2 separate regions of the Homo sapiens genome follow, and region 2 is linked to region 1. A link is an interaction called in ENCODE POLR2A ChIA-PET data of the cell type or tissue named here. Cell type or tissue: PC-9. All regions are shown on one strand. Links, peaks and the distances in the headings refer to the core of each region. The heading gives the core; the rest is flanking DNA. Region 1 overlaps AFMID (arylformamidase). Region 2 overlaps TNRC6C (trinucleotide repeat containing adaptor 6C).

Evidence for each region. ChIA-PET counts read pairs that join two places held together with the same protein. Peaks named below come from ENCODE experiments on the same cell type or tissue, not always from the same donor. Only the 100,000 strongest peaks of a DNase experiment are listed, where the experiment ranks them.
Region 2: POLR2A ChIA-PET joins it to region 1 with 12 read pairs; 14 of 35 experiments call an interaction of 5 or more read pairs at or near these places.

Annotation. Positions count from the first base shown.
Region 1 is chr17:78,195,263-78,203,262 of GRCh38, forward strand. It overlaps AFMID (arylformamidase), which reads left to right. Exons shown (of 11, transcript NM_001010982.5): 3 at 7,237-7,341; 4 at 7,441-7,489. Among named protein-coding and RNA genes, the nearest start is that of AFMID, 12 kb to the left of the region's middle. RefSeq lists an enhancer at 3,926-3,985. In PC-9, for the core only: no CTCF peak of the experiment used is centred there; a DNase peak (open chromatin) is centred at 3,869; H3K4me3 peaks cover 361 bases; H3K27ac peaks cover 2,141 bases.
Region 2 is chr17:78,100,604-78,112,631 of GRCh38, forward strand. TNRC6C (trinucleotide repeat containing adaptor 6C) reads left to right here. Exons shown (of 23, transcript NM_001142640.2): 21 at 1,871-1,941; 22 at 2,811-2,950; 23 at 3,882-8,219. The coding sequence ends at 4,242. It overlaps TMC6 (transmembrane channel like 6), which reads right to left. Exons shown (of 20, transcript NM_001127198.5): 20 at 6,794-12,028. Among named protein-coding and RNA genes, the nearest start is that of TMC6, 22 kb to the right of the region's middle. RefSeq lists an enhancer at 11,988-12,028. In PC-9, for the core only: no CTCF peak of the experiment used is centred there; no DNase peak of the experiment used is centred there.

The DNA.
Region 1 (8,000 bases), core at 1-8,000:
CATCTCACTGCAACCTCCACCTCCTGGGTTCAAGCAGTTCTTGTGCCTCAGCTGCCCGAATAGCTGGGATTGCAGATGTGCACCACCACGCCCGGCTAATTTTTGTGTTTTTAGTAGAGACAGGGTTTCGCCATGTTGGCCAGGCTGGTCTCAAACTCCTGGCCTCAGGTGATCCGCCTGCCTCGACCTCCCAAAGTGCTGGGACTACAGGCATGAGTTGCCGCGTGCAGCCCTGCAGTCCTGTTTTTTTTTTTTTTGGGGCGGAGTTTCACTCTTGTTACCCAGGCTGGAGTGCAATGGCGCGATCTCAGCTCACCGCAACCTCTGCCTCCTGGGTTCAAGCAGTTCTCCTGCCTTGGCCTCCCAAGTAGCTGGGATTACAGGCGTGCGCCACCACGTCCAGCTAATTTTGTATTTTTAGTAGAGATGGGGTTTCTCCATGTTGGTCAGGCTGGTCTGGAACTCCCGACCTCAGGTCATCTGCCCGCCTCCCAAAGTGCTGGGATTACAGGCAAGAGCCACCACGCCCGGCCTTGCAGTCCTGTTTTTAATACCATGCACAGCATTATAAATTATTATTATTATTATTATTTTTGTTTTTGAGACGGAGTCTTGCTCTGTCACCCAGGCTGGAGTGCAGTGGCAAGATCTTGGCTCACTGCAAGCTCCGCCTCCCAGGTTCACGCCATTCTCCTGCCTCAGCCACCCAAGTAGCTGGTACTACAGGCGCCCACCACCATGCCCAGCTAATTTTTTGAATAGAGACGGGGTTTCACCGTGTTAGCCAGGATGGTAGCATTAGAAATTATTTCTAACCCAGGCTGGGCTCCATGGCTCATCCCTGTAATCCCAGCACTTTGGGAGGCCAAGGCGGTGGGAATCACTTGAGGTCAAGAGTTCACGGCCAGCCTGGCCAACATAGTGAAACCCCATCTCTACTAAAAACACAAAAAGTAGCCAGGCATGGTGGCGTGCGCCTATAATCTCAGCTACTTGAGAGGCCAAGGCAAGAGAATTGCTTGAACTCAGGAGGCAGAGGTTGCAATGAGCAAAGATTGCACCACTGCACTCTAGCCTGGGTGACAAAGCGAGACCTTGTCTCAGAAAAAAAAGAAAAGAAATTATTTCTACCCAGCCAGGCACAGAGGCTCACGCCTGTAATCCCAGCACTTTGGGAGGCCAGAGGGGGGCAGATCACTTGAGGTCAGGAGTTGGAGACCAGCCTGGCCAACACGACAAAACACCTTCTCTACTGAAAATACAAAAATGAGCCAGGCATAGTGGCACATGCCTGTAATCCCAGCCACCGGGGAGGCTGAAGTGGGAGAATAGCTTGAACCCAGGTTGGGGAGGTTGCAGTGAGTCGAGACCACGCCATTGCACTCCAGCCTGGGCAACAAAGAATGAAACTCCATCTGAAAAAAAAAACCCAGAAATTATTTCTAACCCAAAACAATTGAAAACAGGTACTCAAACAAGCATTTTTACACGCGTGTTCGTAGCACCATTTCCACATAGCCTGAGTTGTAAATAATAGCAATGAAGCTTTTGCTTTAATGAGAAAGGAAGTTTGCCATAAGGTTTGTTCTGGGGTGTCTTGCTGAAGCCCTCCTGTGTTCTTGCCCTGGGGTTCAGGGACTGGAGGGCCCTCTGTGGGGGGCATGAGTCACTTCATTCTCTGTCTCTGCACCCCAGCTGTCCTCTCCTAGAGAGAGGCAATTTCTCTTTCCCGAGGTTAGTAGAGTTTTTTAATATCTGAGAGAGGCTTATGCATGATAATGAACACCTATAGCTGCTTGGTTTTAATGGCCATTCCACTTAGAACATAAATTCCATGATGTTTTTCTTAATCGTAGCACAACTTTAATCTAGTCCATTTATAGGCTTGAGAACTCCTGTGTGAATTAAATCACGACCTTCTGATGAAGCCACTCCGATGAGCCTGTGAGGCACATTGTCTTCACACTGTGCTGGGGCAGGGTTGTTGGCAAACCCCCATGGATGGCAGCCGGCAATGGCCTCACAGTGACAAATGCGTCTGCCTTTTGACCCAGAATTCTACCCCTGAGAGTGCGTCCTACAGATGCTTGCAAGTGGTATGGTAATGGATGTACAAAGCTATTCACAGCAGGGGTGTTTGTGGTAGCATGGCCTGGGAGACAGCCCAGATGGCTTTCAGCAAAGGATTGGTGGCAGGTCTGCAGCCCTGGGGCTTATCAGACACCAACCCTGCTGGCACCTTGATCTTGGACTTCCAGTTTGCAGAACTGTGAGAAAATAAAATTTCCATTAAGTTTCCCCAGTCTGGTATTTTGTTATAGCCGCCCAGGCTGACTCAGACAGGAGCCCAGGATGGATGTGAGCGTGTTATAACCAGCTCACGCTTGTGGCTGTAGGGAGTCCGGGTAGAAGCTGGAAGAGCCTAGAGGGGTGGCTGCTGCCTTCCAGGGAACAGGTCAAAGGGTATCCAACCAGAGTGGTCTCAGTGCAGATGGGGAGGAGACTCTAGACCCAGGACAAGCAGTGGAGGGGGCATCCAAGGATTTCCTGATGATCAGATGTGGTTTGAGAAAGAGAGGGGGCCGGTGGCGCATGCCTGTAATCCCAGACTTTGGGAAACCAAAGCAGGAGGACGCTTGAGCCCAGGAGTTCGAAACCAGCTGGCAACATGCAAGACCTGGTCTCTACAAAAAAATTAAAAATTAGCTGGGTGTGGTGGTGCTTGGGAGGCTAAGGTGGGAGGATCACTTGAGCCCTGGAGTTCGAGAACAGCCTGGGCAACATGGCGAAACCCTGTCCCTACAAAAAATACAAAAGTTAGCCAGGCGTGGTGGCACACGCCTATAGTCTTAGCTACTCTGGTGGCAGAGGTGGGAAGCTTGTTTGAACCTAGGAGGTTAAGGCTGCAGTAAGCCGAGATTGCACCACTACACTCCAGCCTGTGTGACAGAGTGAAACCGTGTCTCAAAAATAAAAAGTGAATTCAGGAGTTCCAGACCAGCCTGGCCAACACCGTGAAAACCCATCTTTACTAAAAATACAAAAATTCGCCTGGGCCAGATGCACTGGCTCGCACCTGTAATCCCAGCACTTTGGGAGGCCAAGGCGGGGATATCACTCAAGGTCAGGAGTTCGAGACCAACCTGGCCAATATGGTGAAACCCCATCTCTACTACAAATACAAAAAAAAAAAAAATTAGCCATGCATGGTGGTGCGTGCCTGTAATCCCAGTTACTTGGGAGGCTGCGGCAGGAGAATCGCTTGAACCCAGGAAGCAGAGGTTGCAGATCACTTGAACCCAGGAAACAGAGGTTGGAGTGAGCGGAGATTGCGCCGTTGCACTCCAGCCTGGGTGACAAGAGCAAAGCTCTGTCTCAAAAAAAAAAAAAAAAAAAATTAGACAGGTGTGGTGGCGCACACCTGTAATCCCAGCTGCTCAGAAGGAGGAGACAGGAGAATCACTTGAACCCCAGAGGCGGAGGTTGCAGTGAGCCAAGATTGCACCAGTGGGCTCCAGCTTGGGCGACAGAGCGAGCCTCTGTCTCAAAAAAACAAAACAAAACAAAACAAAACCAAAACCACACAAGGCTTTTCAGTGAAATGCTCACTCCTCTTCCCTTTCGTGTGCCCAGTTCCCCTGGCCCCCGTCAAGGTGGCCACTGTTCTTCATATGGATATAGACTCCCCCTCCCTTTCATCCAAATGGCCCCGTAGTACACACAGTTCCACCCTGCCAGTTTCACTTAGTATTTCTTGGAGATGTTTCCTCATCTGTACGTAGATAGCTTCTCGTCAGTACGTCAGTACGCAGGGAGCCCTGCAGGGGCAAGTGGTTGGTAACGTGGGTGCTGGCAAAACAGGTTTTGCAACCTCACTGGCGTTCTGCAAAGGCAGCTTCCTGCCTGGATTGGCCCATGGGCAACTTCCCTTTGATTTCCCTCAGCTTTAATCCATCCAGCTGAAGTGGAGACAGCCCGGTTTATGGTTCTGCATTCTGGCATAGACGCAATTCGTACAAGCTCTCAGCCCCATGCTTTTTCTTCCTCTGCCGTGTTTACCCTTCTGGAGTTGCAGAATGAATCACCCACCCGAGGGAAGCACGGTTGTTTTTTTTTTTCTTTTCTTTTTTTTTGAGACAGTCTTGCTCTATTGCCCAGGCTGGAGTGCAGTGGTGCAATCTCGGCTCGCTGCAACCTCTGCTTCCTGGTTCAAGCAATTCTCCTTCCTCAGCCTCCTGAGTAGCTGGGAGTACAGGTGTGCGCCACCACGCCTGGCTAATTTTTGTATTTTTAGTAGAGATGGGGTTTCACCATATTGGCCAGGGTGGTCTCGAATGCCTGACCTTGTGGTCCACCCGCCTCGGCCTCCCAAAGTGCTGGGATTGCAGGTGTGCGCCGCCGCGCCCGGCCAGGCTTTTTTTTCTCTAGGCCTGCTGTGGCCACCAAGGCTGGGGACCAGGGGGCCTCCAGGGACAGGGATCCCAAGTTGCACGTTAATACACGGAGCCCTTTCTGAGATGCAGGTTCTACAGGGAACTGGATTCCACCTCTTTTGGGGAGATCAACCCAGCAGCCCAAGGATCCCCTGATGGTGCCTGAGCACAGCTGTGAGAAGGGGGTATCTGGATCCTTGGGGTGACAGGATGGGAGAGGTGGAGCATGGGCCTGCAGGCTGGCCCCCAGAGGCCTTAGGTCTCTGCTGACTAGCTAGAATTCTGAAAACTGTGTTATGTAAGACGTTTAGCATCTGCAGTGCCAAATAAAGGTGACCCCCACAACGACATAAAAAAAAAAAAAGATATGTCCAAATCCTAACCCTGGGAACCTATGAAAATCCTAACCCTGGGAACCTATGAAGGTATTTCCTTATTTGGTGTGTTTTGTTTTGGTTTGGTTTGGTTTGGTTTGTTTGATACAGAGTCTTGCTCTGTCGCCCAGGCTGGAGTGCAGTGGTGTGATCTCAGCTCACTGCAACCTCTGCCTCCGGGTTCAAGCGATTGTCCTGCCTCAGCCTCCCAAGTAGCTGGGATTACAGGCACGCGCCACCACGCCCAGATAATTTTTGTATTTTTAGTAGAGACAGGGTTTTACCATGTTGGCCGGGATGGTCTCAACTCCTGACCTCAAGTGATCTGCCCGCCTCAGCCTCCCTGTAACCAGCTGGGATTGCAGGTTCCCGGTTGGTATTTCCTTATTTGGAAAGACCATCTTTGTAGGTGTTATTAGCTAAAGTCAAGTCATTCTGGGTTAGGGTGGGCCCTAAATGCCATTGACTGCTATCCTGCTAAGAGACAGAAGAGGGAGGGACACACAGGGAGGGGACCACGTGAAGACGGAGGCAGAGACGGGAAGAGGCAGAGGTGACTGGAGTGACGTAGCCCCAGGCCTTGGAACGCCTGGAGCCACCAGGAGCTGCAGGAGGCAAAAGAGGCATTGGCAGAGTGTGGCAGTGTCCACACCTTAATTTCAGACTTCTGGCCTTTAGAACTGTGAGAGAATCACGTTCTACTGCTGTGAGACACTCAATTTGCAGTACTTTGTTACAGCTGCCCTGGTAAACAAATGCAATATTTATTTTCAGCAAAGCAGGGAGTTCCTGCAAAGATGACTAGACCAGGTTCCTTCTCCCAAGAGCGCAGTGTCCTAGCTGTGAATACTAGGAGTGCGTTGCTGCGGTGGGAGGGGAGGCAGGGTTTACTGACTGATCATTCCCAGTGGTCTGGATGCTCTCTTTCTTTCTTTCCTTTCTTTCGAGACAGAATCTCGCTCTGTCACCCAAGCTGGAGTGCAGTGGTGCAATCTCAGCTCACTGCAGCTTCTGCCTCCCAGGTTCAAGTAATCCTCCCACTTCAGCCTCCCGAGTAGCCGGAATTATAGGTGTCCACCACCACGTCCAGATAACTTTTTTTTTAATTTTTAGAAAATATAGGCTAAGGCACGAGAATTGCTGGAACCCAGGAGGCAGAAGTTGCAGTGAGCCAAGATGGCACCACTGCACTCCAGCCTGGGTGACAGAGCAAGACTCCGTCGCAAAAAAAAAAAAACGATGAATGCTAGGATAAAAAATAAAGCAAGAGGCCAGGCACAGTGGCTCATGCCTGTAATCCCAGCACTTTGGGAGGCCGAGGTGGATGGATCATCTGAGGTTGAGCTCGAGACCAGCCTCGCCAATACAGTGAAACCCCGTCTCTACTAAAAATACAAAAATTAGCCAGGTGTGGTGGCACGGGCCCATAATCCCAGCTACTCAGGAGGCTGAGGCTGGAGGATTGCTTGGCGCCGGGAGTTTGAGACTGTAGTATGCTTTGATTGCACCTGTGAATAGCCACTGTACTCCAGCCTGGGCAATATAGTGAGACCCTGTCCTTTAAAACAAAAAAGTATAGCGCACATAATAAGTGTGTAGTAAAGTCGTGCTGAAAAGGGTCCTCGCAGAACCACAGTTCACTTGTTGACAGACGTCAGGACTGGCAGTCTTTTTTTTTTGAGTTGGCGTCTCGCTCTGTCCCCCAGGCTAGAGTGCAGTGGCGTGATCTCAGCTCACTGCAAGCTCCACCTCCCGGATTCACGCCATTCTCCTGCCTCAGCCTCCTGAGTAGCTGGGACTACAGGCACCTGCCACCACGCCTGGCTAATTTTTTGTATTTTTAGTAGAGACAGGGTTTCACCATGTTAGCCAGGGTGGTCTCGATCTCCTGACCTCGTGATCCACCCGCCTCGGCCTCCCAGAGTGCTGGGATTATAGGCGTGAGCCACTGCACCCAGCCTGGCAGTCCTCTTTCGATGGGAGGTGCTCAGAGCTGAAGCTCAACACGCCAACTTAAGGGAGCTTTCAGCTGGAATGTTTCTACCTGAGCTGAAATAGAAATTGCCGCCACCTGGCTGGGCACAGTGGCTCATGCCTGTAATCCCAGCACTTTGGGAGGCCAAGGTGGGTGGATCACGAGGTCAGGAGTTCAAGACCAGCCTGGCCAACAACCCTGTCTCTACTAAAAAATATATATATATATATAAAAATTAGCTGGGCATAGTGGCGTGCACCTGTAGTCCCAGCTACTTGGGAGGCTGAGGCAGGAGAATCGCTTGAACCGGGGAGGTGGAGATTGCAGTGAGCCGAGATCGCGCCACTGCACTCCAGCTTGGGCAACAGAGTGAGACTTCGTCTCAAAAAAAAGAAAAGAAAAATTTCTACCACCTGAGCTTGTGCTGACAGCGACTTGTCCATTTCTGAGACAGCCACCACAAGGGCCCGGGCCACCAGGAAGAGCCTGCTGCATGTCCCCTATGGAGACGGCGAAGGGGAGAAAGTGGACATTTACTTCCCCGACGAGTCGTCTGAAGGTTGTCGGTGAAGGGGCTGGGGGTCCCGGGGCTTGGGGGTCCAGTGGCAGAGCTCAGCAGGGCGGGCCTTGCTCACACGCCCTGTGCTTGGTTTTGCAGCCTTGCCTTTCTTCCTGTTCTTTCACGGAGGATACTGGCAGAGCGGAAGGTGAGTCGGGGGATGTGGATGGTGGACTGCAAGAGAGATTCCACTTTCCCTGGGGGACTCCTCCTCCAGGGCTGCCGCAACCAAACTGCCACAAGCTGGGCACTCCTTGCAGGGCTGTGTCTCACAGCGCTGGAGAACGGAAGTCTCAAGTCAAATGTGGGCAGGGTTCCTAGGGAGGGTCCTTCCTGCCTTCTCCAGCTTCTGGTGGCCTTAGACAGCCCTTAGCTTGTGTCTGCATAGCTCCAGCCTCTGCCTCCATTCACATGTGATCCTGGTGTTCCTGGGTCTCAAATCTTCCTCTCTCTTTTTTTTTTTTTTTTTTTTTTTTTGAGACAGAGTCTCACTCTAACCCAGACTGGAACGCAGTGGTGCGACCTCAGCTCACTGCAACTTCTGCCTCCCGGGCTCAAGCAATTCTTCTGCCTCAGCCTCCCAAGTAGCTGGGATTACAGGTGCACGCCACCACACCCAGCTAATTTTTGTATTTTTAGTAGAGACAGGGTTTTACCAT
Region 2 (12,028 bases), core at 2,543-10,542, 92 kb before region 1:
TGTAGGCCTCTGGGCCTGTGATGGGAGGGGCTTCTCTGAAGACCTCTGACATGCTCTAGAGACAGTCTCCATTTTCCCCATTGTCTTAGGGATTAACATGCAGCTCCTCGTTACTTAGGCAAATTTCTGCACCCAGCTTGAATTTTTCCTCAGAAAATGGGATTTCCTTTTTTTTTTTTTTTTTTTTTTGAGATGGAGTTTCACTCTTGTCACCCAGGCCGGAGTACAGTGGCGTGATCTCGGCTCACTGCAACCTCTGCCTCCCAGGTTCAAGTGATTCTCCTGTCTCAGCCTCCCGAGTAGCTGGGACTACAGGTGCCTGCCACCATGCCCAGCTAATTTTTGTATTTTTAGTAGAGATGGGGTTTCCCCATGTTGGCCAGGCTGGTCTCAAACTCCTGACCTCCCGTAATCCACCCATCTCAGCCTCCCAAAATGCTGGGATTACAGGCGTGAGCCACCGTGCCTGGCCAATTTTCTGAACTTTCATGTTCGACTTTCCTTATAAAACGGAATGCTTTTAGCAGCACCCAAGTCACCTCTTGAAGGCTTTGCTGCTTAGAAATTTCTTCTGCCAGATACCCTCAATCATCCCTCTCAAGTTGAAAGCTCCACAAATCTCTAGGGCAGGGGCAAAATGCCGCCAGTCTCTTTGCTAAAACAACAAGAGCCACCTTTGCCCCAGTTCCCAACAAGTTCCTCATTTCCATCTGAGACCGCTGCAGCCTGGACTTTATTGTCCATATCCTTATCAGCAATTTGTCAAAGCCATTTCACAAGTCTCTAGGAAGTTCCAAACTTTCCCACATTCTCCCGTCTATTTCTGAGCCTTGAGTTCCAACCTCTGCCTGTTACCCAGTTCCAAAGTTGCTTCCGTGCCAAGACCAGCTTGATCAGGGAGACCCTAACCCAGAGGCACTAGAGGAATTAAAGACACACACACAGAAATAGAGCGGTGTGAAGTGGGAAATCGGGGGTCTCACAGCCTTCAGAGCTGAGAGCCCTAAACAGAGATTTACCCACGTATTTATTAACAGCAAGTCAGTCATTAGCATTGTTTCCGTAGATACTAGATTAACTACAAGTATCCCTTATGGGAGATAAAGGGATGGGTTTGGCTAGTTATCTGCAACAGGAGCATATCCTTAAGGCACAGATCGCTCGTGCTACTGTTTGTGGTTTAAGAACGCCTTTAAGCAGTCTTCCGCCCTGGGTGGGCCTGGTGTTCCTTGCCCTCATTCCGGTACACCCACAACCTTCCAGCATGGGCGTCATGGCCATCATGAACATGTCACAGTGCTGCAGAGAGTTTTTTTTATGGCCAGTTTTGGGGCCAGTTTAATGGCCAGATTTTGGGGTGGGGGTGGGAATCACGGGAGTTACAATTCAAGATGAGATTTGGATGGGGACACAGCCAAACCGTATCAGATAGTTGGAAAGTAATGGTTTCTGCCTTTTAGCGGCAGCCTTCAGGGATTTGCTCTGTTGTATTAACCAGAAGAACCTGGGAGCACTGATTCCACACCGGGTCTGGGGACAGGCAGAGGTGGAGAGCAGAGCTTCCCTGGAGATTCTCGGGCCTCATCACCCCCGTCTCTCCTGGCACAGATGGGAAAACACAGGCCTCCCGGGCTGGTGGGAAGATCCAAAAAGTCAGAGTCACCACGGGGAAGTGGGAAGGGGGTCTGCAGGGACTGTGAGGTTTTGGTTTACCAAAGATAGCATGGGCCTCCCAGGCTGAGAAAGGCTTTCCTAAAGCACGCAGTGACGGCCTGTGCTGTCCCACACTTCAGCACAATAAGAAGTGGGGAGGGCCGCACTATCCACTGGCACGGGGCCTTGTCAACCAGGTTCTCCCCTCTTGTTGCAGGTTCTGCCTGGAGCACCGACACCTCAGGAAGAACCAGCAGCTGGCTCGTTCTTCGAAACCTCACTCCCCAGGTGCAATATGGTGCCCCTGCATCACTGAGCATGATCCAGGGAGGGTTCCCGCTTGGCCCCCAATGCAGATGAGGCTGTCTGGTGGGGCAGGATAGTTGGGGGTTCTTGGTCAGGGTCCATAAGTGACGCTGCATGGGAGGAGATGAGCAAGTGCCAGGATTGGCTCCAGCAGCGGCAGCAGATGGGGCCCAGGGGCCTCTTTTAACCATGTTCCTGGTGAATTGTTTGTTTCCCCACCAGAGGCTGGAAAAGTGTGCTCTGTAAATAGAATTGTTTATTTTACAACTAGCCATTCAAGAGTGGTTGGGCCTGGCTGGGCGCAGTAGCTCATGCCTGTAATCCCAGCACTTTGGGAGGCCGAGGCCAGGGATCACCTGAGCCCAAGAGTTGGAGACCAGCCTGGGCAACATAGCAAGACCCCATGTGTGTATTTTTATAACATTTTTTAAAAGAGTCGTTTGGCCACATCAGACTGTGGGGCTAGCCAGTCCCTTCCCGGGACCCAGGCCACACCCACCTGCACGTCTCCCAAGTCTGTTGTCAGCAGCTGGACCCAGGTGCCTTTTGCAAACCAGAGGCTCTGTGCGACGTGCTCTGGTGAAAGGAGAGCAGAATTCAAAATGGGGTTTTTCTCCTTCCTCTGATTAGCCTAACTTATAAAATGTAACTGAAGCATCCAAGTTTTTAGTTACACGTTTGGCCACAGAGATATAAAACGTTAATGTTGTAAAACCACATATTATTAGGCCTTTTAAAGAAAAACATTCCTAGTGTTTAGTGTATCCAATTTCATACGTTTTTTCTTTGGAAGGCTGTAGTGAAAGAAATCAGAAGAAAGCTCATTCATGTCCCTGTGCTTCCTCTATCAGATTGATGGTTCTACACTGCGGACATTGTGTTTGCAACATGGGCCTCTTATCACATTCCACCTGAATCTGACTCAAGGCAATGCTGTGGTCCGGTACAGCTCCAAGGAGGAGGCTGCCAAGGCCCAGAAGTCTCTGCACATGTATGTTTTCTCACAGCCACCTCAGCGCTCCAAGTAGCTCCCCATCCCCCAGAGCATTAGGTTAGGGGTGTTGCAGGGGTGTCCTGAGCCACCATAGCAGAATCCCACAGGCTGGCCACCCTCCCACTTCTGGAGGCTGGAAGTCTGATACCCAAGATGAAGGTGTGGGCAGGGCTGGTTTCTCCTGAGGCCTCTCTCCTTGGCTGTAGACAGCTGCCTTCTCCCTCTGTTCTTATATGGTCGTCTCTTTGTGCATGTCTGTGCCGTAATCTCTCCTTATAAGGACACCAGTCCTGTTGGACTAGGGCCTACCCATGTGACCTCATCTAACTAACTTAATTCCCGCCTTAAAGACCCCATCTCCAAACGTAGTCACATGGGGAGGTACTGGGTGTTAGGACTTCAACAAAGGAATTGGGGAAAGGCGACACAGGTCAGTTCCTCACAGGTATCTTGGGACTTACTGGTTTTTTTCTGCTGCTGAGTTGCTGTGTCTACTCCCTCCCTGTGACACATTCCTACACAGGGCCCAGCAGTGGTCCTCACAGCCAACCCTTCACCCTAGTGAAAGGTTGCTTTTGATAGAAGTACGAGTAGACCTGATCAGTAACATCACTTGAGACGTTGGAACCTAGAAATTAGTCATTCCTGTTTTTAGCCCAGGATGCAAATGACACTGACCCTAAACGAGCCCACATTTAATGATCTGTTCACGCACTTGAAGATGTACTCTGTGTACCAGTACGATGTTGCCACTAGAAGTCTGAACTGAGCAAAACATTCACAGTCTGGGTTTGGAAATAGCAGTGGCAAAACAGAAGCCACAGGATGGCTTCCATGTGGGGCCGTTCCCAATACAGAGAAAGCCAGTGCCACGAACTCAGCAGGACTTGGGGTGGCCCTGTTCACGTGCCCCATCTTGCTGTTGCAGGTGCGTCCTGGGAAACACTACCATCCTGGCCGAGTTCGCTGGTGAAGAAGAAGTGAATCGCTTCTTAGCCCAAGGCCAGGCGCTGCCACCCACTTCCAGCTGGCAGTCCAGCAGCGCGTCCAGCCAGCCGCGGCTCAGCGCAGCGGGCAGCTCCCATGGCCTGGTACGCAGCGACGCTGGCCACTGGAACGCCCCGTGCCTGGGTGGCAAGGGGAGCAGTGAGCTGCTGTGGGGCGGGGTGCCCCAGTACTCCAGCAGCCTGTGGGGCCCGCCCAGCGCCGACGACAGCAGGGTGATAGGCAGCCCCACGCCGCTAACCACCCTGCTGCCTGGGGACCTGCTCAGCGGGGAGTCCCTGTAGGCTCTGCCATCATCAGCACCAGGAGAGCCGACCCCTCCCGGGACCCCTCCCGGCTGGGCGGCCCCACAGACCCGCTGGAACCCAGCAGCGGCCGCCCTTTTGAGTACCTCTGTCCAGGACTGAAGACGAACCTTGGCCGCAGTCCTTGCGAACTGTTCGCAAAACAGTGCGGGCTGCGGTGGGTCAGCGTCACATGCTAATGACAGGATGTTCCTCGTAGCTTTTTATTTTGTGCGTCTTATGTTTGTATAGTGTGTTGTCATTTTGATTTTTTTTTTTTTTTTAAGTATAAAAGCTGCTTAGAATAGTTCTATCATGAAGGGCACTTTTCAGATTGTGGGCTGGAAAGGGTTATTTTATCTGTGGGGGAGGGAGGGAGACGTGAAGCCTATTTAAAATGAGCCTGTGACGATTATGCACATGACCAGAGGCGGCCGGTAATCAGGGCAGAGTCTGGTGTGGACCGCCGGGCGCAGAGCGGCTCCGCGGCGGGAGCTGAGCGGAAGGCGCGGGCTGCGATCTGCTCTCTGTTCCCCTGGATCCGCCTATGCACATTACCCTTGTTTCATTACTTTTTCATGTCATTTTTTTATCCCAAAAAATATTTTTTAAAAGTTAAAAAAAGACATATCAAACATGCAAATACTTGAATCCAGCAGGCCAATAGTGAAATGTGAACACTTTCTAATTCTACACTTCCAGGTTGACATCAGTACACAGAAACAGGCTCTAGGAAAAATTTCTAAGTTCATAGCCTACGTGTGTGTATGTGTGCGTGTTGAAACAGAAGTGTGTGTGTGTGTGCATGTGTGGCGCGTGCTCCTGCACGGCGTGCAGTTTTCTGTGTTTGTGTGTTTGAAAGCGTGTGAGGATTTAACTGTGGGTTTTCCCTTGTATTCAGTATACGCTTTTTTTTTGGCGCATTGGTCAAACGGTTGTTATTATTAGCTTCTAACTTTGCACTGAGTGTCCTCGCCCTTCCTTTAGCTAATCCTATACATTACAGAGAATTCCTAGGACAGGGCTGGCGACAATTCATGTGTAAATGTTTACTCAAGGACTCTGTGACTGCGTTTAAAAAGTACAGTGTATATCTCTGGAGAAATAACATGTATACCTACCTTTAGCAGCTTTTTATTGTGGACTAATGCAAGAAAATTATTACCAGAGTATTGCACCATTTTTCCATTTGGAATATAAAGTTAAAGAGAAAAAAAAAAAAAACTGTTGTTGAACTGTGGCCATAGATACTTGTAAAGAATGGATGGTTCCGTGGAAGGAACAGAAACAAGCACTTGGGCGTGGGTTGTGACTGCTTTTGGGGGAGCCTGGGGTTTGGGCTCCCACCTGTTTACAGACCTTTTTTTCTCCTTCAGACTTTAAAATTTTAAAAATTTAAAAAGGAATTAAAAAAAAAAAAAGACTTCCGTCGTAAAGAAACCTATTTTCAGAATGCAGATGCGTTCCTTCAGAGCTCTGGGACGGGACAGTGTTGTTCCCTCGGCCATCGTCGTGGACTCTGTCGATTGCTTTCGCCCCTTCGTCAAGGTGACAGGCGTTGTGGCCACTGTCTTGCACATGCCGGACGCGCTCTCAGGAAAGCCAGGGCTCCCGAGGGCAGCTCCACACCATTTCATGTATTTTTAAACCCAACTCCTAGCACTGAAGATGTTATTTAAAAAAAAAAAAAACAAAACAAAACAAAAAAATGAAAAAAAAGAAAAAGAGGAAAAAAAAACACAAAGAAGAAAAATACCTAATCTCTAATGTGTAGCAGTTACATATTTACCAAATAATGGACTCAAAAGAAATAGATGTTTGAAGAGTGCTTTATATATTAAAAATTGCTTTATGTTTTAAAAATGATCAATGTTTTGATTGTTTTGCAAGGAAGAAAGACAATGGAATAACATACCTTCAAGTATGTTTTAAAAAATATATATATGAACATTGTGCTCCCTGCCTGCTTGATCAGGAAACTTGTGCATTACATTTTTTTAATTAGCTTTTTAATGGTTTTATCAAAACAAAAAAAATACAAAAAAAAAAAAAAAAGTCCTGCAAGACTGCAGATCCACAAAAGCTGGTTTTATAGAGGATCATGAACTATGCACAAACTGGGTTCAAGACTTTTTTTCTCAAGTTTAGTAGGATATTTAGAAAAACCAACCTTCCTCAGAGTGACTGCATCTCATTGCCATTACATGCGTTCTATATATTCGATGGACATACACCTGCGTATGTATATCCAATATGTGTGCGTGTGAGCATGCGTGTGCGTATGTGCGTCCGACATACCACTTCCCGTGCTGCCGGCGAGCATTGAGTTGTAGAAAAACTGTTGTTTTAAAATTGGGGATGGAAGTCAAGAATATGTTTGTTTGTTTTTGGGTTTTGTTGGGTTTGAGGGGTTTTTTGTTTGTTTGTTTTTTGTTTTTTTTACCTTTTATTTTGAACTTAATATGTCTGTAACTCTGAGATTAAACAACAAGTTCGTGGCTCTTAATGTTTTCCTCATAGAATGTGACTGTTGAAGAACATGCATCGAAAGTTGCTTTCGAAAGTACAACGCTTTATTGAATCTTAATAAATTGCAATTTTTTTCTTGGCTGTTCAAAGTAATGTGTTTTTCATTTTTCAAAAGACACTATGGATGTCTACTTTGCACGCTGCGATTGGGAGAGCTGTCCCGCTGCATGCGTTCCCTCTGTAATTTCCTCAGAGCTCACATACGTACCTCTCTCACGAGTGAACTCAGATTTTCCATTGTTTTGCTTTATTCTATCATTTGCTTTGTGGTTTTGCTGTAAATATTGAAATCTTAATCATCATCGAGAGGCACAGCCAAGCTTTCCAGCTCTCCACCCCCGTGGCCCATCCAAGTCTGTTCATCTGGTAACTTCTGTTGTCTGGGACGGCAGCAAGAAGATGCCGGGGCTTGCCTGGAGTCCTGGCAGAGGAGTGCCACTCACTTTTGCCTAGGGTCCAGTTGGGGCTTAAAAAATATTTGGAGAGAAGAGTAATGAGGATTTTTTGTGTTTCCTAGACATTTTATGCATCTATTTTTGTAAAATCACCTTCGCTAACTTTCACCAAGCACTTTGAGCACAGTGGAACTTCAGAAGCACAACCAGCCTAACCCCAGAATCTCAGGTGGCACAGCTAGAAATTGAGTCCCTTCCTAGGACACTGGCCGTGGCCTTCAGGGTGACCAGTCAGTGCCACCGGGTTGGCATTGGTGTTACAGACAGGCCTCTGAAGACAAACCGAGCACCCCAGCGGCCCCTCAAACTAAGCAAGGATCTTTTTTCTGTCTGCGCTCCCTGGGGCAAGGTCAAAGGTGGACCCGCCCACTGTGGGTCAATTCCTTCGAAAAGATGGGACCCGCACCCCCGCCACAGGCTGGCCCCCCCCCACCCATGGGGAAGGTGGTGTGCTGCTGGCTCTGACCATACTCTTTTGGAAATTGAGAAGGAAAGCATTGAGTGGGACCTAATCCGGAGAAGAAATTAAAGACCAGAAAAAGAAGGAAGCTGGGAATGAAACTCAAAATGCACTTGAACCTGGAAGCGGCAACCCTCAGCTCTGCGCGGCCGAGCCTCAGCAAGAGTTCGTTTTGTGCCTGAGTTACTACTACAGGGGCAAACTGTACCCGTGCCTGTGCGCTGGGAGAACAAGGTCAGCGCCCAAGGGTGTGCAAAGGATGTGGCAGGCTTCATGGAGGAGGTGGCATTTGCCCTGGGCCTGGGAGACCAGGTTGGATTTTGACAGACTGGGAACTCGGGGGACAGGAGGGCAGCACAGTGTAAGCTAAAGCCCTGTGTAGGGACCCCACGCAAAGACCTCGTGGGCCTGGGTGTCCAGGGCACCATTTCCACCCATGGGTGAAAAAGAGGCTTGAGGAAGACAACAGGTTCTTCACCTGCATCTGTGGATATATATTTTTTTAAGTTTATTAAATTTTTTTTTAAATGGCAGTTTCAGACCTGCCCTTTGTGGTTTGTGTTTTTGTTTGTTAATACAGGGTCTCTGTCTCCCACGCTGGAGTGCAGTGATGTAATCTCGGCTCACTGCAACCTTGACCTCAAGGTTAAGCTCCAGCGATCTTCCGACCTCAGCCTCCCAAGTAGCTGGGACCACAGGCATGCATGCGCCACCCCACCCAGCTCATTTCATTTTTTATTTTTGTAGAGATAGGGTCTCACCATGTTGCCCAGGCTGATCTCGAACTGCTGGGAATACAGGCATGAGCCAGGTGCCCAGCCTTTGTTGTTGTTGTTGTTGCTGCTATTTTGGCAACATCACGGCAGAACGGTAAAGGCAGAAAGCACAGTGCCCAGCAGCTAGCAGTGTGGCGTGCCAAGAAGGCTGTTCCAATGGGGGAGAAGCCAGCAGACACAGAGGCATCATGGCGAGCCCCGACTGAGTGTTCAGTGAAGAGGGAAAACAGAGACAGTGGGGCATCCCGAGAAGATCCTCTGCAGGAGTGCGGTGTCTACGGATGGACCAAGAAAACCTACGCAGGATCCACGTGGAAACAAAGCTGCTTAGCTCTGCATATCAGTGCTTCTCGGCGGAGCTGTGGCTGATGGGCTCCTGGTGCAGGACTGGCCCCTGAACAGCACAAGTGTAGTATGCCTGGGCCCCAGGTCATCATGAAAACCAGAAGCAGACACTCAGGAGGCTGAGGCGGGAGGATCACCTGAGCCCAGGAGGTCGAGGCTGCAGTGAGCTGTGATCGTGCCACTGTGCTCCGGGATGGGCAACAGAAAGACCCCATCTCAAAAAAGCAGAAGCACATTTCCGAAGCCCCCCAAGCCCACGGGCGTGAGTGCATGCATGCGTTTGTGACAGCCTGGTGCTCGGATGGGCCCAGAGCAGGGGTTCTCAACCTTGGCCCATTAGAATTACCTGAAAATTTTTAAGATAATTCACATCCGGCCAGGCATGGTGGCTCATGCCTGTAATCCCAGCACTTTGGGAGTCCGAGGCGGGCGGATCACCTGAGGTCAGGAGTTCAAGACCAGCCTGAGCAACATGGAGAAACCCTGTCTCTACTAAAAATACAAAATTAGCTGGGCATGGTAGCACATGCCTGTAATCCCAGCTACTTGGGAAGCTGAGGCAGGAGAATGGCTTGAACCCAGTAGGCGGAGGTTGCGGTGAGCCAAGATCGTCCCGTTGCACTCCAGCCTGGGGAACAAGAGTGAAACTCCATTCCAAGAAAAAAAAAAAAAATTCACATCCAAAATTTTAAAGATAATTCAAATCCAAATCAACTCAATCAGAATCTCTCGGGGTGGGCCTCAGGCACCAGTGTTTTTTTGTTTGTTGGGACAGGGTCTTGCCATTGCCCGTGCTGGATTCAAAACACCTGGGCTCGGCAGGTGTTGTGGTTCATGTCTGTAATCCCAGCACTTTGGGAGGCCGAGGCGGGCAGATCACTTGAGGTCAGGAGATCTTGACCAGCCTGACCATCATGGTGAAACCCCATCTCTACTAAAAATACGAAGATCAGCCAGGCCTGGTTGTATGCACCTGTAATCCCAGCTACTTGGGAGGCTGAGGCAGTGAGCCGAGATCATGGAACTGCACTCCAGCCTGGGCAAGAGCAAGACTCTGAAAAAGCAAATAAACCGAAACTCTTGGGCTCAAGCAATCCTCCGCCTCAGCCTCTGGAGCAGCTGCAATTACAGACAGGCGCCACCACCTCCAGCAAGTACCAGTGTTTTTAAAACCTCCCTGGTAGATTCCGTTGTGCAGCCCAGGCCGAGAAGCATCGCGGAGTCTTGTCATTCAGCCTGAAAATAGCATCAAGTTCCCATCCACTCGAACAACAGTTTGTAGATCTTAGGCTGCTCTCATCGAGCAAACATGGCCTCCTTGCAACACCTCAAATGGGTGCCAGGCATGGTACGCAGCACACAAACTGTGTCACTTGATACAGCGGCCCCATGAGGCGAGGAGCTGGGAGGTCACAGAACATGCCCCAGGGCACCCAGGGACACACTGAAGCCCAGGCCTCCAGCACGCAAGGGCTGCTCTGAAGAAATACGGGAGGTCCTCACTGGAGGGTCTGGGGCCACACGGTGGGTCCGGAGACAGAAACGAGGAGAGGACGGGCTCACCCAGCCGTGGGGCCGCGGGCTGGACATCCAGTGGGAGTGGGAAGCCGCCGTCTCAAGGCAGAATTCCCTCTCTGGGACACCTCGGGTTTTGCTCTTAAAGCTTTCAGCTGATAGGATGAGGCCCACCCACATTCTCAAGGATGATCTTTAGGTGAAATCGACTGTAGGTGTTCACCACATTCCAGCAGCACACGATCACAGCAACACCTCGGCCCCTCTCGATGAGATCACTGGGCCCCACAGCCTGGCCTGGTTGACACGAAAGACTGACTAGCACACACGGTAATTCTCCAGAAATATCCAGGCCAAGTTCTTCCACTTTCCTGTCATAAGCAGCTAGTACTGTCCTTTGTGAGGCTGGCAAGATGGGCTCAACAGGTCACAACCAATGATCATGCTGGCAAGCCAGCAGTGGCAGGCGCACGTCCCCAGCCAGAGAGGGACCGTGATGGTTTGGAGGACAGCATCTGCACAGATAGGGGCTGGAAACCCTACGTCGGTCCCTGTGGACTGTCACGTCACTTTCTGGACTGCCCACGCAGCTTCACCCAGCAGCACTCGCACCTGAAGATGCTGCCACAGTTGGCTGCCCAGAATCAGCACCAGCTACTTGCTGAGGCCCAGAAGCACCACTTGGCTCAGATCCACCCAGATGCCAACTCTGTCGGGCCCCTGTGGCAGCACCCAGATGTCTGCAGAGCACAGGAGCATCCCCATGGGATTGGGTGGGCTAGACCCAGCGTGGGGGTCTGCTAGCAGCCAGTGGCATCTCCATCTGGGTCTGACCCTTTTCTGGGCCCATCGCTCTTTGACCATTTCCCCACCTGGGTTCATTCCCCCAATCCCAAGCGCAGCTCCTGCAGGCCTGGAGCCCTGGGCTGTGACAGGCTGGTCCCCACAAGCCTGGAACCCTGCGCCGTGACGGGCTGGTCCCCACAGACCTGGAGCACTGGGGTCATGACGGGCTGGTCCCCGCAGGCCTGGAGCACTGGGGTCATGACGGGCTGGTTCCCGCAGGCCTGGAGCACAGGCTGACGGGCTGGTCCCCACAGACCTGGAGCACTGGGGTCATGACGGGCTGGTCCCCGCAGGCCTGGAGCACAGGCTGACGGGCTGGTCCCCGCAGGCCTGGAGCACTGAGGCTGACGGGCTGGTTCCTGCAGGCCTGGAGCACAGGCTGACGGGCTGGTCCCCACAGACCTGGAGCACTGGGGTCATGACGGGCTGGTCCCCGCAGGCCTGGAGAACTGAGGCTGACGGGCTGGTCCCCGCAGGCCTGGAGCCCTGGGCTGTGATGGGCTGGTCCCCGCAGACCTGGAGCCCTGGGCTGTCATGGGCTGGTCCCTGCAGACCTGGAGCACGGGGTCATGACGGGCTGGTCCCCGAATCCCTGTGCCCACCCCCCACAGCCTACGGTTTTCGGTATCCCACGGGCTCCTCAAACTCAGCCCAGTCAGACCCAGGATCACCACCCCCCAGCCAGCTGCTGGCAGCCAGAAGCAGGGGGCCAGCCCCACCTCACCAAGCCCTGTTCGCCTCCAAGCACAGGTGCTGGTTACCTATGCCTGGGAGGCAACTGTCCCCACAACTCATTTGCAACTGATATGTCTCCCCTCCAAGTCCCTCTCTAAATTTGTCTCCTGCTCCAGTAGATGCTA